2 separate regions of the Homo sapiens genome follow, and region 2 is linked to region 1. A link is a contact called in ENCODE Hi-C or POLR2A ChIA-PET data. All regions are on one chromosome and are shown on one strand. The core of a region is the stretch at or near the end of the contact, and the rest is flanking DNA. Distances in the headings are between cores, read along the strand shown.

Evidence for each region. Hi-C counts contacts between places; a loop is a spot of excess contacts on that map. ChIA-PET counts read pairs that join two places held with the same protein, here RNA polymerase II (POLR2A). Pooled maps may share reads with other maps.
Region 2: a loop to region 1 is called in a pooled map, with 5 times the contacts of the local background. The contact joins the promoter of ZNF335 here to the promoter of ADA in region 1. A Hi-C loop is called at or near these places in 1 of 37 single-sample maps with no recorded cell type and 4 of 50 pooled maps. POLR2A ChIA-PET finds 5 or more read pairs at or near these places in 2 of 52 experiments (OCI-LY7 and activated naive CD8-positive, alpha-beta T cell).

The regions. Positions count from the first base shown.
Region 1 is chr20:44,649,240-44,655,325 of GRCh38, forward strand. ADA (adenosine deaminase) reads right to left here and starts at 2,460. Exons shown (of 12, transcript NM_000022.4): 1 at 2,336-2,460. The coding sequence starts at 2,368. RefSeq lists enhancers at 1,909-2,018, 2,249-3,232 and a silencer at 2,269-2,658.
Region 2 is chr20:45,969,612-45,975,697 of GRCh38, forward strand. It overlaps ZNF335 (zinc finger protein 335), which reads right to left and starts at 2,592. Exons shown (of 28, transcript NM_022095.4): 1 at 2,511-2,592; 2 at 1,599-1,849; 3 at 1-80. The coding sequence starts at 1,799. It also overlaps the pseudogene FTLP1. RefSeq lists a silencer at 2,104-2,223 and enhancers at 2,994-3,213, 5,672-6,086.

The DNA of each region.
Region 1 (6,086 bases), core at 1,210-3,709:
CTGCAGCTAGTAATGCTAATAATTATAACTGTCATCTGTCCCTCCCACAAGAGGGCAGGGAGCTGGCTCTGGTCACAGTGGCTCTGAGATTCACACTCCTTCCCACTTCTCCTGCCAGCTCACACAAGTTCCTCCTCACAATCATACAAGATTTGTCACGCCTCAAACACATGGCAGGTAACATTCTACCTTCACTCTCAAGCATCACCTTGTGGCCTTGGGACTCAGGACACGGGACACCCACATAAGCAGCTGATGTTCCATCCTCCAGGTGTGGACACTGAGGTCCCAATAGGGAAAATGATCTGCCAGCTTGAATCAGATGGGAGGACTGAGCAAGGCCAAAAAATGGGGATAATAATATGAGCCCCTCCCTTGATGGGCTGTTACAGAAGAACTGCAAGGATCCAATGGGTGTCTGCAACAAGTGCTCTAGAAGTGGGCCCTGCTGTTCTCTCCATAACTCCCAACATGTTCGCAATCAAGGAGCCTTTTTTTTTTTTTTTTTTTTTTTGAGACAGCGTCTCACTCTGTCACCCAGGCTGGAGTGCAATGGCGAGATCTCGGCTCACTGCAAGCTCCACCTCCTGGGTTTATGCCATTCTCCTGCCTCAGCCTTCTGCGTAGCTGGGACTACAGGCGCCCGCCACCATGCCCAGCTAATTTTTTATATTTTTAGTAGAAATGGGGTTTTGCCATGTTGGCCAGGCTGGTCTCGAACTCCTGGCCTCATGATCCACCCACCTTTGCCTCCCAAAGTGCTGGGATTATAGGCGTGAGCCACTGCACCCCGCCAATCAAAGAGCTTTGCTATTGCCATAGGATTCACATCAGGGTACAGTGGGTCCCCAGCCCAAGGGCAGAGGGAGCCCAGAGCATTTAATAAAAAGACTGCAAAGGGGAGGCGCCAATCATGGGCCCCAGCTCCAGTAAGACGTGAAGGAGGCAGGGGTGGGGGTAGGAGGGCTTGTACAGCACCTCAGTGCTTCCAGCTTCTGACGGGGAGTAGCTGAGCATTTTCCCTGGGCTGGGGGCATCAGTAGTGGGGGCCAGGCCTCACCCTCCTCAGAAGGTAGGTGGGCTCTCCACAGCCTGTCTCCCTCACTGACACATGCACACTCACTGGATTCTCACCGGCACTTTTGTGATAGCTGTCATCATCATTCACACCTATTTCTTTTCTTTTCTTTTTCTTCTCTTTTTTTTGAGACAGGGTCTCGCTCTGTCTCCCAGGCTGAAGTGCAGTGGCACCATCACACCTCACTGCAGCCTCAACCTCCTGGGCTCAAGCGATCCTCCCGCCTCAGCCTCCTGAGTAGCTGGGACTACGGGAGTGCACCACCACACACACTTCCCCTAACTTTTTTTATTTTTTGGAGAGACGGGGTCTAGTTTTGTTGTCCAGGCTAGTCTCAAACTCCTGGACTCAAATGATCCTCCCGCCTCAGCCTCACAAAGTGCTGGGATTACAGGCGTGAGCCAACCTCCTGGGCCACTCACACCTATTTCTTAGAAGGGTAAGTTGAGGCTGACTGCAGCTGACTCCTTCCCCAACCACTCTCACACCCTACTGGCTGACTCACCCTGCTTGGCAGACTCCTGGGCCCCTCCTCTCGGACTCTGCGACAGGCCAAGGGGGTCCAGACCCTCCCTGACCCCAACAGTCCCAAGACGCCACAGCTGGTGGGCGGAGAAACAAGGGGATTCTCCCCTGGGGCCAGTGGCCATGGCTTGGCCTCGAGTGAACCCTGCTAGGGCCCCAAACCCAGGGCCTACCTAGCTCCTGTTCTTCCCGCGCGGGGGAAGGGGGGTGCTCTGCTCCCCTCCCTCCCCTTTCTGGCAGGGCTCACGGTTCTTCCCCGGGGCGCATCCACAAACCTGAGCTCCTTGGCGCTCACCACCATAACGCTGGCGTACAAAGCTGCTTCCATTCACTGAGCACTCAGTAGGCGCCGGGCACAGCACTAGGTGCCTATCCGGCGTAGACATCGGGCCTGATCATACAGCTGAGCTTCAGAGACCTCAAGTCCCTGCCCAGGCCCACACAGCGCTCAGCGGTGCTAGGATGCCCACTTGACAGACAGCGAAACTGAGACCCAGAGGGGTCAAGTCAGGGGCAGAAGCAGACTCTGGAGGCCTCCGGGTTCTGGACCTTCTCTGCCCCATTGTCCCTGATTAGCCCGCAAGCAAGCCACGGCCTAAGCCGAAGGAAGAACTCGCCTGCAGGAGCCCCCGTTCGTTCCCAGGGTTTGGACGCCCCGGGCTGGGCCCCGCTAAGCCCCTCGGGCCGCCCAGGCGCCGGACCCCCGTCCCCGGAGCCCCCGCGCGCGCTCACTTTGGGCTTGTCGAAGGCGGGCGTCTGGGCCATGGTGCCCTCGTGCGCCCCGGCGCTGCTCCCTCCGCCGCCGCTCGGTGGGTCTCTGCCGGCTCGGTGGCCGCTCGGCTTTCCCTGGGGCCAGCGGTGGCCGCGGCCGGCCACGCTCTTCTTAACGGGCCGGGCCCCGCCTCCCGCCCCGCCCGCCGCCGTTCCCGGGGCCCGCCCTCTCGCCGGAGCCCCCGCCCCGCCCGCCGGCCTGGATCGCGCATTTCCTGGAATTCTGGACCCGGCGTCCTCGCCCGCCGACCCGAAAACTACGGCCCCGCGGCGCCCGACCGGACCCACCTGTGGGCGCGCGCTCCAGCCGCCTCGCTGGGCGCTGCCTTCCCCCCGGCTCCTCCAGCAACTTTCAAGCGTCCCCCTGCAGTCTGGGCGCTGCTGTGCGCCAGGCCCAAGCTAGAAGCGGGGACCCCGGGAGCATCGCAAGCCTCGAGCGGCGTGCCTTCCACCGGATAGACGGACGCTCGTCGCAGAAACACACACCATAATTGTATAGTTAAGGAACTTTCGAGGGGGGCCAGCCGTGGCCTGCAGAACCTGCAGGAGTTCATCAGGGGTGGGTGGGGGTGGAGAGGACATTCTACGTGAGAGACTCCAGGGAGCTGGGAGTGAAAGGAGGCGAGGAAGGCTGGAGCTCGGAGGGAGGGAGAACACAGACAGTCCCCTCCTGGGCATTCACCTTTAAGAAACCCGCCCAGGCGCAGCCAGAGACCTGTGCAGAATGTTCACACCAGCGCTATTCCGAATAACAGGAACATTGGAAACACCCTCAAATGCCCCTCCACGGGCGAGTGGGCAAATAAACCGGAATATTCACACCATGAAACGTTAGACAGCAGTGAAACGGAATGAACTTCAGCCAGACAACAACAGAAACAATGTCTCAGAAACAATGTTGAGTGAAAAAAACTAAGTTGCGGAAAACTGCATACAATGGTGCAACTTTTAGAATGTGTAAAAGCAAAACCAAAAGTATGTATGTTTAGACACATGCATCGGTGGAAAAAATGTAAAGCAAGGGAAAGATGAGCATAGATACGAGAAGAGTGGTTATCTCAGGTGAAAGGGAAGGAGCCGGGAGGAGGTAAGGACGGAGGGAAATAACACGCGGGTACAGGTTATTTATTTATTTATTTATTTATTTATTTATTTATTTATTTATTTACTGAGACGGAGTTTCGCTCTTTCGCGGAGGCTGCAGTGAAGTGGCGCGATCTGGGCTCACTGCAACCTCTGCCCCTCTGGCCCGCCTCCTCCCCACCGCTCCCCCGCACCCCCAGCGTTTCAAGCGATTTTCCTGTCTCAGCCTCCCGAGTAGCTGGGATTATAGGCGCCCACAACCACGCCTGGCTAATTTTTGTTTTTTGTTTTTTTGTTTTTGTTTTTGTTTTTTTGAGATGGACTCTTGCTCTGTCGCCCAGGCTGGAGTGCAGTGGCGAAATCTCGGCTCACTGCAACCTCCACCTCCTGGATTTTAAGCAGTTCTCGGCCTCAGCGTCCCGAGTAGCTGGGATTACAGGCGCGTGGCACCGTGCCCTGCTAAGTTTTGGATTTGTAGTAGAGACGGGGTTTCACCATGTTGGCCAGGCTGGTCTCGAACACCTGACCTCACATGATCCACCCACCTCGGCTTCCCAAGGCGTGATTACAGGCATGAGCCACCACGCCTGGCCACACACAGGTTATTGATAATGTTCCAGTACTGGGGTGGATGGTAGCTTCATTTCATTTCATCATAAATAAATTAACAAACCCATAAACAAGGGGGAAAGAGAGAGTGGGAGAGTGGAGAGCAAGGGGCTAGAAGGTCTGATGGGAGCTGAATCCTGCCAGGGATGTGGGACCCAGCGATGGTGTGGGATTCCTAGGAAGTCAGTGGAGTGTTTTAAGTGGAGGCGAGACAAAATCACCCTTTTATTTGGAAAAAATATTCTCCAGCTACTGAAAGTGTGATCCAGGGATCATCAGCACCCACATCACCTGGGAGCTGACTACAAATGCAGACTTTCAGACCCCATCCCAGACCTACTGAAGTAGAATCTGTATTTTATACAAACAGGACCCCCAGGTGGTTCGCACCCACAGGGCACTTTGAGAAGCCTGGGCTCCCTGCTGTGAGGGGAGGGCATTACAGGGGGCCAGCGGGGGTGAGGGAGGACAGGATACCAGGAAGGAGGCAACTGCCATGGTCTGGGTAGGGCATAGTGATGTCAGTGGGGGAAGTGGAGAAACTCATATTCAAGCTGCATTTAGGGTGTAAAATCAGCTGGATTTGGGGTTTGGTTGTATGTGGGAGTGAGGGAGAGGGTGGCTGTATTAGTCCATTATTTTCATGCTACTGATGAAGACATACCCGAGCCTGGGCGCAGTGGTTCATGCCTGTAATCCCAGGACTTTGGGAGGCCAAGGCAGGAGGATCACCTGAGGTCGGGAGTTTGAGACCAGCCTGACCAACATGGTGAAACCCCGTCTCTACTAAAAAAAAAAAAAAAAATACAAAATTAGCCAGGCGTGGTGGTGTATGACTGTAATCCCAGCTACTCGGGAGGCTGAGGCAGGAGAATCGCTTGAACCTGGGAGGTGGAGGTTGTGGTGAGCCAAGATTACACCATTGCATTCCAGCCTGGGCAACAAGAGCGAAACTCCATCTCATGAAAAAAAAAAAAAAGACATACCTGAGACTGGGTAATTTACAAAAGAAAGAGGCTTTAATAGACTTACAGTTCCACAATGGTGGGGAGGCCTTGCAATCATGGCAGAAGGCAAAGGAGGAGCAAGTCACGTCTTACATGGATGGCAGTAGACAAAGAGAGAGCGCCTGCAGGGAAACTCCCATTTTTAAAACCATCAGATCTTGTGAGACTTATTTACTATCACAAGAACAGCATGGGAAAGACCATCCCCCATGATTCAATTATCTCCCGCCGAGTCTCTCCCACAACATGTAGGAATTATGGGAGCTACTAGATGAGATTTGGGTGAGGACACAAAGCCAAACCCTATCAGTGGGTCTCATACATTGTCAAAGCCAGGGGAGTTTTTTGTAAGATCCTTTCTTGGCTCTCTGTGTTACTCGGGTTCAATAATAGGGGCTGCCATTTACTGAGACAGGTTTGGAGCCAGGTACACTGGGAAGCACTTTATAAGCACCCATCCCATTTCATCTTTACAGTCATCCTCAGATGTAGGAGGTGTTCTCCTCATTTTACAGATGAGGACACTGAGGTTCAGATAGAGAGACAGCCTGCTTGGCTCATGGGTTGTAAGTGGCAAAACTGGGGTTTAAATTTGAATCTGACTCGAGAAACTTCACTCCCCACCTTATTGCCTCCCCAGCCTCTCATGACATTCAAGTCCCTCTTCAACATCAGTCCCACCACTTCCCACCACATTGCTGAAATGCCAATCAACCTAGATGAGTTGCTGGTTGCTTAAGGGTGACACAAATTATTTGCAATTCTTCACATTGCAAGATGGAGTCTAGGTTTCCTCCTCTTGGACCTGGGCTGGCCTGAGTGACTTGTTGGAGTAATAGAGCGTGATGGGAGCAAGCTTCCTGGATTTCCGAGCCTTGGTCATAAAGAAGCTTTGTGGTGTCCTTTGGGGCCTCTTGAACATTCTCTCTGGGAACCCAAGCTTCTAGAAGAGACCATCATGCTAAGAGAGTCCACATATGGCCATTCCAGTTGACAGTCCCACTGAGCCCAGG
Region 2 (6,086 bases), core at 1,342-3,841, 1.3 Mb after region 1:
CCATGAGACACAGACGATGAATCAGGGAGGTAGCTATTAGGCAGGGGGTCTGCGCTCGAGCTGCTCTCAGATACCTCCTCCTGAGGGGCATGAAACAGGGAGGGAAAAAGTTTAGCAGCTGGGTATGGGGCAGGGCAGCCTGCCAGCTCCCACTTGCTAGACAGAGCTCTCAGGCCCAAGGACATGGTCAGTGGAGCCACTCATGCCCTCAGCCCCACGGAGGACCAGTGAGAGAGGCCCTCCAGTCACAGAGTCCCCCAGGAAAAAGTCACAGGGTCCCTGGATCTCATCAGGGAATACACAAAAATAAGAGAAGGGACTCCTAAGCCACAGCCAGGGGGAGCTATTTTCTTTGGGCTTTTGCATAAATCGTTCCCTCTGCCTGAAACTCTTCCCAGCATCACCCTATGGCTAAATCTTACCCAGCCTTCTCACCACCATTTAGCTGGTACCTCTTCTAGGAAGTCAATGCTGGCTTTGAGGCCAAGTCAGGACTTCTTCATCCTCAGTGCTGCAGCTGCCTGTGTCCCCAGCACCACACCACTGTGGGGTTCATTGTGCCTTTTAACAGCCTCCATGCCAGACTGTGCCCTCCACAAGGGCCTGGACCAAACTTGTCTTTTCCTCTGCTGTATTTCCAGGGCCCAGCACACGCTGAGCACATGGTAGGCCCCCATCTCTGCTGAACTAATGAAACCCCAGGACCCCAAAGTGATGACCACTGCTGTGTACTTCTATCACGTGATATACTGAATATGACCATTATCTTGCATATAAGAATGGCTAATACTTACTGAGTGCTTACAATGTGCTGAGCACTGTTTTAATTATTAGCTTTGCATATGTTAATTCATTTCATCCTCACAAAAACTCTATGAGGCAGGTATATTTACCATTCCCACTTTACAGACGAGGAAACAGAGCTAGATGTTGGGTAGCTTGCTCAAGATCACACGGCTAGGAAGTGGCACAGCCAGGAGGAGATGGTTTACAAAATGTTTGCAAGAGGATGTCTGGTGGGAGCTCACAATCAAGCACCCTTGAAAGCAAGTATTTCTGCTTTACTTTAGCCGGGATACTGAGGCTCAAAGAGGTCTCCCAGTAAACTGGAGGCAGGACCCAGTCTTAACCCAGGGCACTTGCGTTTTTTTTTTTTTTTTTGTAGAGATGAGGTCTCGCTATTTGCCCAAGCTGGTCTCCAACTCCTGGGCTCAAGTGATCCTCCCACCTCAGCCTTCCAAAGTGCTGGGATTACAGGCGATGAGCTACCACTCCTGGCCTAGACATCTGCCTCTCAAAGTGTGAGGACTGTGGGTAGTATAGTAGCTAAGACCACAGCCTAGATTTGAATCCTGGCTCTGTCTGCACTCTGTACCTCGGCATCCTTTTCTATAAGATGTGGGAAAAAATGGTATGTGTCTTAGAAGGTATGAAGCTCAAATGAGAAAATCCATTTTAGGGGTTTGGCTTGGTGCCTGGCTCACAGTAAACCAGAAACACCAAGTATTAGCTACAAACAAGCCTTGTTTCCTCTTGGCTGTCAGGCACTGCTGCTCGCGGTCCTTGCCTCCACCCACGCCGTCCAGCCGGGTCCATACCTGAGAACGGCTGCCGCGGTCCGAGCTTTGCCCCACGCCAGAGTCATCGGCCTCTGCCTGCCCCGGGGCGGCCGCGGCGTCGCTGCTGTCGGCGGACACGGCTTCTGAGGTGCCCACACCCAGGCCGCTCTCAGAGGGCTCCTCGGGCCGGCCAGGCCCAGGGGCCGCGTCGCTGCTGCTCTCCACCTCGTTCTCCTCCATCTGATCGGCGGGCTGCCTGACAGCGGGGCGTAGGGTCTGGGAACTTCACTCTGAGAAGAGAGGTGACCGTGGCTGGAACAAGTGGGCCATCTCCCCAGCCCCGGCAACCACGGCCACCCATTTGCACCCCTGCGCCCATTTTGCAGATGCGAAGATTGAGTCTCCGACGGGGCGGAGCTTCCTGGTGTATTGCGAGGGGAGCTCGGGAAAAACTTGACGGAGAAGCTGTGCTTCCCAGGCTAAGGCCCTTCCCGGGAGGGTGGTCAATGGCTGGTAATCTTGACCCTTTCCCTCGCCCCCACGATTCTCGTGGAGCGTTCCGCTCTGTGAGCCCCATCCGGGCCCAGTGGTTCAGCCCTTCGGCCCCCGCGTCCCCCCGGGTTGCAGGGCCGGTGGTACAGCCCGCTGGCCCCCTGGGTCAGTGGTTCGCTCCCCCCCGGTTCCCCTGCGGAGGCGGCTGACAGCGACGGTCTCGGGGCCTGGCGATTTGGGGCTGTCCCCGGCGCTGCCTGTGCTCCAGGCCCGACGCCATCTTGTGGTGGCGCCGGGTTTCCGCTCAGGCAAGTGCGAGAGCGACTAAAGGGCCTGGGACCCCGGGGCCCTGTTCGGACAGCCCCGCCGGCCTGGGACCTCGCCTCCGGGTATCCCCGCAGTGTGACCTCACTCCACGGCAGGGTACGGTGGGGCCGCCTAACTCTACCCGAAGCTCACCCGAGGCTTTCGTAGCCACGTTCCTCTCTGACTCCGGCATCGACGAGGTCGCCATCCTCTTTCCTCCGCTGCGGAGGAACCCATCGGCCTATTGTAGGCCGGAACTACTTCCCCCGCTGGCCCCGGGAAAGACACATTTTCAGTGTTCCGGAAGGTCGCTCCGAGGCCTCAAAACCATAATCGGGTCTCAACAGACTCTGGGACTTTATACGTCGCCCGGTGTTTGGCACTGAGCCCACTATGGTTTGGGGACTACTTTATCTCGGCGGAGTGTTACGTAGGAAGTGGTTGTGACGTCATTCTGGTCCCTTCCCTAGGCCGCAGGGTTGGGCGCGGCGAATGCGCGCCCCGCTCTCTTGGGGCGTGGCTCCCAGTGGGGGGCGTGGCTCCCGGTGGCTTGGCCGCGCCCCTCCTACAACAGCCCGGAAGAGCGTGTGGCCGCGGGCGACTTTGGCTTGGCCAAAGAGGAATTCATGTTGTCAGTCATTTTACCTGACTCATTACTTATTACTTAGCGCGCTGCTGCAACCCAATCGAGCTCTGCCCGTTAGGTTTGATGTGTTTTGTTGGGAAGGGAATGTATAATTATTGTACAGATAGGGAAACTGAGGTCTGGGTATGGGAAGGGCTGGTCCAAAATCACATCCAATAAAGGGACTCAGGAGCTAAGTACGGATGGCAGGAGTCGGGGAAATGGAAAGAAGTTAATGCTTGTCCCTTAGGTTTGTATACATATTTGTTAACATTAATAGAGCTGAGGCCGGGCGCTGTGAGTCACGCCTGTAATTCCAACACTTTGGGACGCCAAGGCAGGAGAATCGCTTGATCCCAGGAGTTCCAAACCAGCCTGGGCAAAAGAGCGAGACCCCATCTCTACAAAAAAAAGAAAAAAAAGAAAAATTAGCCAGGCATGGTGGCGCGTGCCTATAATCCCAGTTGCTCGGGAGGCTGAGGTGGGAGGATCGCTTGAGTCTGGGAGGTTGAGGCTGCAGCGAACCGTGATCACACCACTGCACTTCAGCCTGGGCGACAGAGCGAGACCCTCTTTCAAAAAATAAATAAATACAAGTCAACTACCTATCCTTTAAAAGTGGAGAAAGAAAAAAAATTTTAATTAAAAGTCAGCTGCCCTTAAGGTATGTCCTTCCTCCGGAAATGTCACCTTCTGTTTTAAGACTTTTAGCAGTTTGCAGTGGAAGAGCACAAGAGGGAGTAAGGCGCTCTGGTTTTTGTCCCTAAGTCTCTGTAGTTCCATAGGCTATTTTCCTTAATTGAAAGATACAAATTTTGGGGGAAAAAAATCTCAAAAAAACTCCTAAGCAGGCTGGGCGCGGTGGCTCACGCCTGTAATCTCAGCACTTTGGGAAGCTGAGTCGGGCGGATCACCTGAGGTTGGGAGTTTGAGACCAGCCTGATCAACATGGAGAAACCCCATCTGTACGAAAAATACAAAAGCAGCTGGGCGTGGTGGCGCATGCCGTAATCCCAGCTATTCAGGAGGCTGAGCCAGGACAATAGCTTGAACCCGGGAGGCAGAGGTTGCGGTGAGCCGAGATCACGCCATTGCCTTCCAGCCTGGGGAACAACAGCGGAAACTCTTGTCTCAAACAAACAAACAAAAAGTCCTAAGGAGAAGACCTATTAATAAGGAGAAAAGGTCCGGGCTCGGTGGGTCACACCTGTAATAACCAGCACTTTGGGAGGCTGAGGCCGGTGGATCACTTGAGGTCAGGAGTTCGAGACCAGCCTGGCCAACATGGTGAAACTGTCTCTACTAAAAATACAAAATTTCACTGGGTGTGGTGGCGCGCGCCTGTAGTCCCAGCTACTCGAGAGGCTGAGGCAGGAGAATCGCTTGAAGCCCAGAGGCGGAGGTTGCCGAGATTGTGCCATTGCGACAAGAGAGAAACTCCGCTTCAAAAAATAAATAAATAAATAAAAATAAAAAGGACAAAGGGTGCTTTGAGCTGTTATTTGTGTGCACTTGTGTATGAGGGGATTCATCTGGTCCTTTTCTTAGGTAAAGTTTTCTTTCCTAGGTTTCCCTTTTGGGTTGAGGGAATGGAACAGGAGGCCTCTGGATAGGTTAGGACCCTCATCCCCTATCCCTTGCAACCAGCAGGACCAGGCCCCAGAGCAGCTCTGAAGAGCTAGGTCAGCACTGGCATGATGACATGTTGGTTTTACTATCTCCAGGCAGTTTTCCCGTGTGGACCCCATTCCTCAGCCCTACAGAAGCATCTGCCCCCTCATGCCAGTAGGGTAGTAGGGTGCATCCTACATCTGACCAAGTCACCTCTCCCAAGTTTGGGGTACTCCGAAGTAGCCCCACAGTACCCTCATTCCCTTCCCCACTAAGACTGAAGCCTCCTAGGAGGTAGAGTCTGCAGTGAACTATGAGTGCGCCACTGCACTCTGGCTTTGGTGAGAGAGTGAGACCCTGTCTATTAAAAAGAAAAAAAAAAGACTCAACCTTAATCCTGGCCTTTGCCACAGCATCACAAGATTGCAGAATGTCATGGTACAGATGAAACAGACTCATCATGAAACCGAAGAGGAGCCCAAGGCCCAGAGGGGGAAAGCTAACAGCCCAAGGTCTCGGCTCCTTGGAAACAACATACCAGAACCCTTCCATCACAAAGACAAGCAGGCAAATCCTTGTATTCTGCCTGTGAATCCAGGGTTTGTTCCTCCAGAGAGTGCAGTCTAGTTCTGGTCTCAGCTTTATTTTTTTGTTTTCTCTTTAAAATTTGTTTTATCTTTTAAAAAATTGTTTATAAAGATGGGGACTAGCTATTTTGCCCAGGCTGGTCTCGAACTCCATGGCCCCAGCTTAGAGAGACTTATGGAAGCAGTGAAGGGGCTCTGGGTCAGAGGACATTAAAGTGGACCATTGAGAAAAATGTAGAAGAGCCAAGAGGGAAAGAGGAGGGAAGATGCCAGGCAGTGTGTGTGCTTTCTGAGTCATGTTTTGTTTTTTTTTTTAATTTGCTTCCACAGAGCTTTATTTCCATTTGGATCAAGGCTTGGAAGAAGGCTCCAGGGTAATTAAAAAGCTGCCTAGTGGCTGGAGGGAGAGGCTTAGGCAGAAGCCCTGATACTTTGGGAGGGGCCCTTAAGGCTCCCAGTCGTGCTTGAGGGTGGGTGAGCCTTTCCAAGAGAACCCCACCCAGGCCAGCCTGGGGGCCAGCCACCCTGGGAAGGTTGGTCAAGTGGTCGCCCATCTTGATGAGTTTCACTTCCTCATCTAAGAAGTGACTCTCTAGGAAGTCACAGAGATGGAGGTCTGTGCGGGCAGGACTCAGGGCTTGAAGATCCAAAAGCGGCCTGGTTCAGATTTTTCTCCAGGGCCATGGCGGCTTCCGTGGCATTCAGGGTTTTTAAAATTTATTTATTTATTATTATTTTTTTTTTGTCACCCAGGCTGGAGTGCAGTGGTGTGATCTCAGCTCACTGCAACATCTGCCTCCCAGGTTCAAGCGATCCACCTCAGCCTCCTTAGTAGCTGGGACTACAGGCGTGTGCCACCACACCTGGCTAATTTTTTTTGTATTTTTAGTAGAGATACAATTTCAC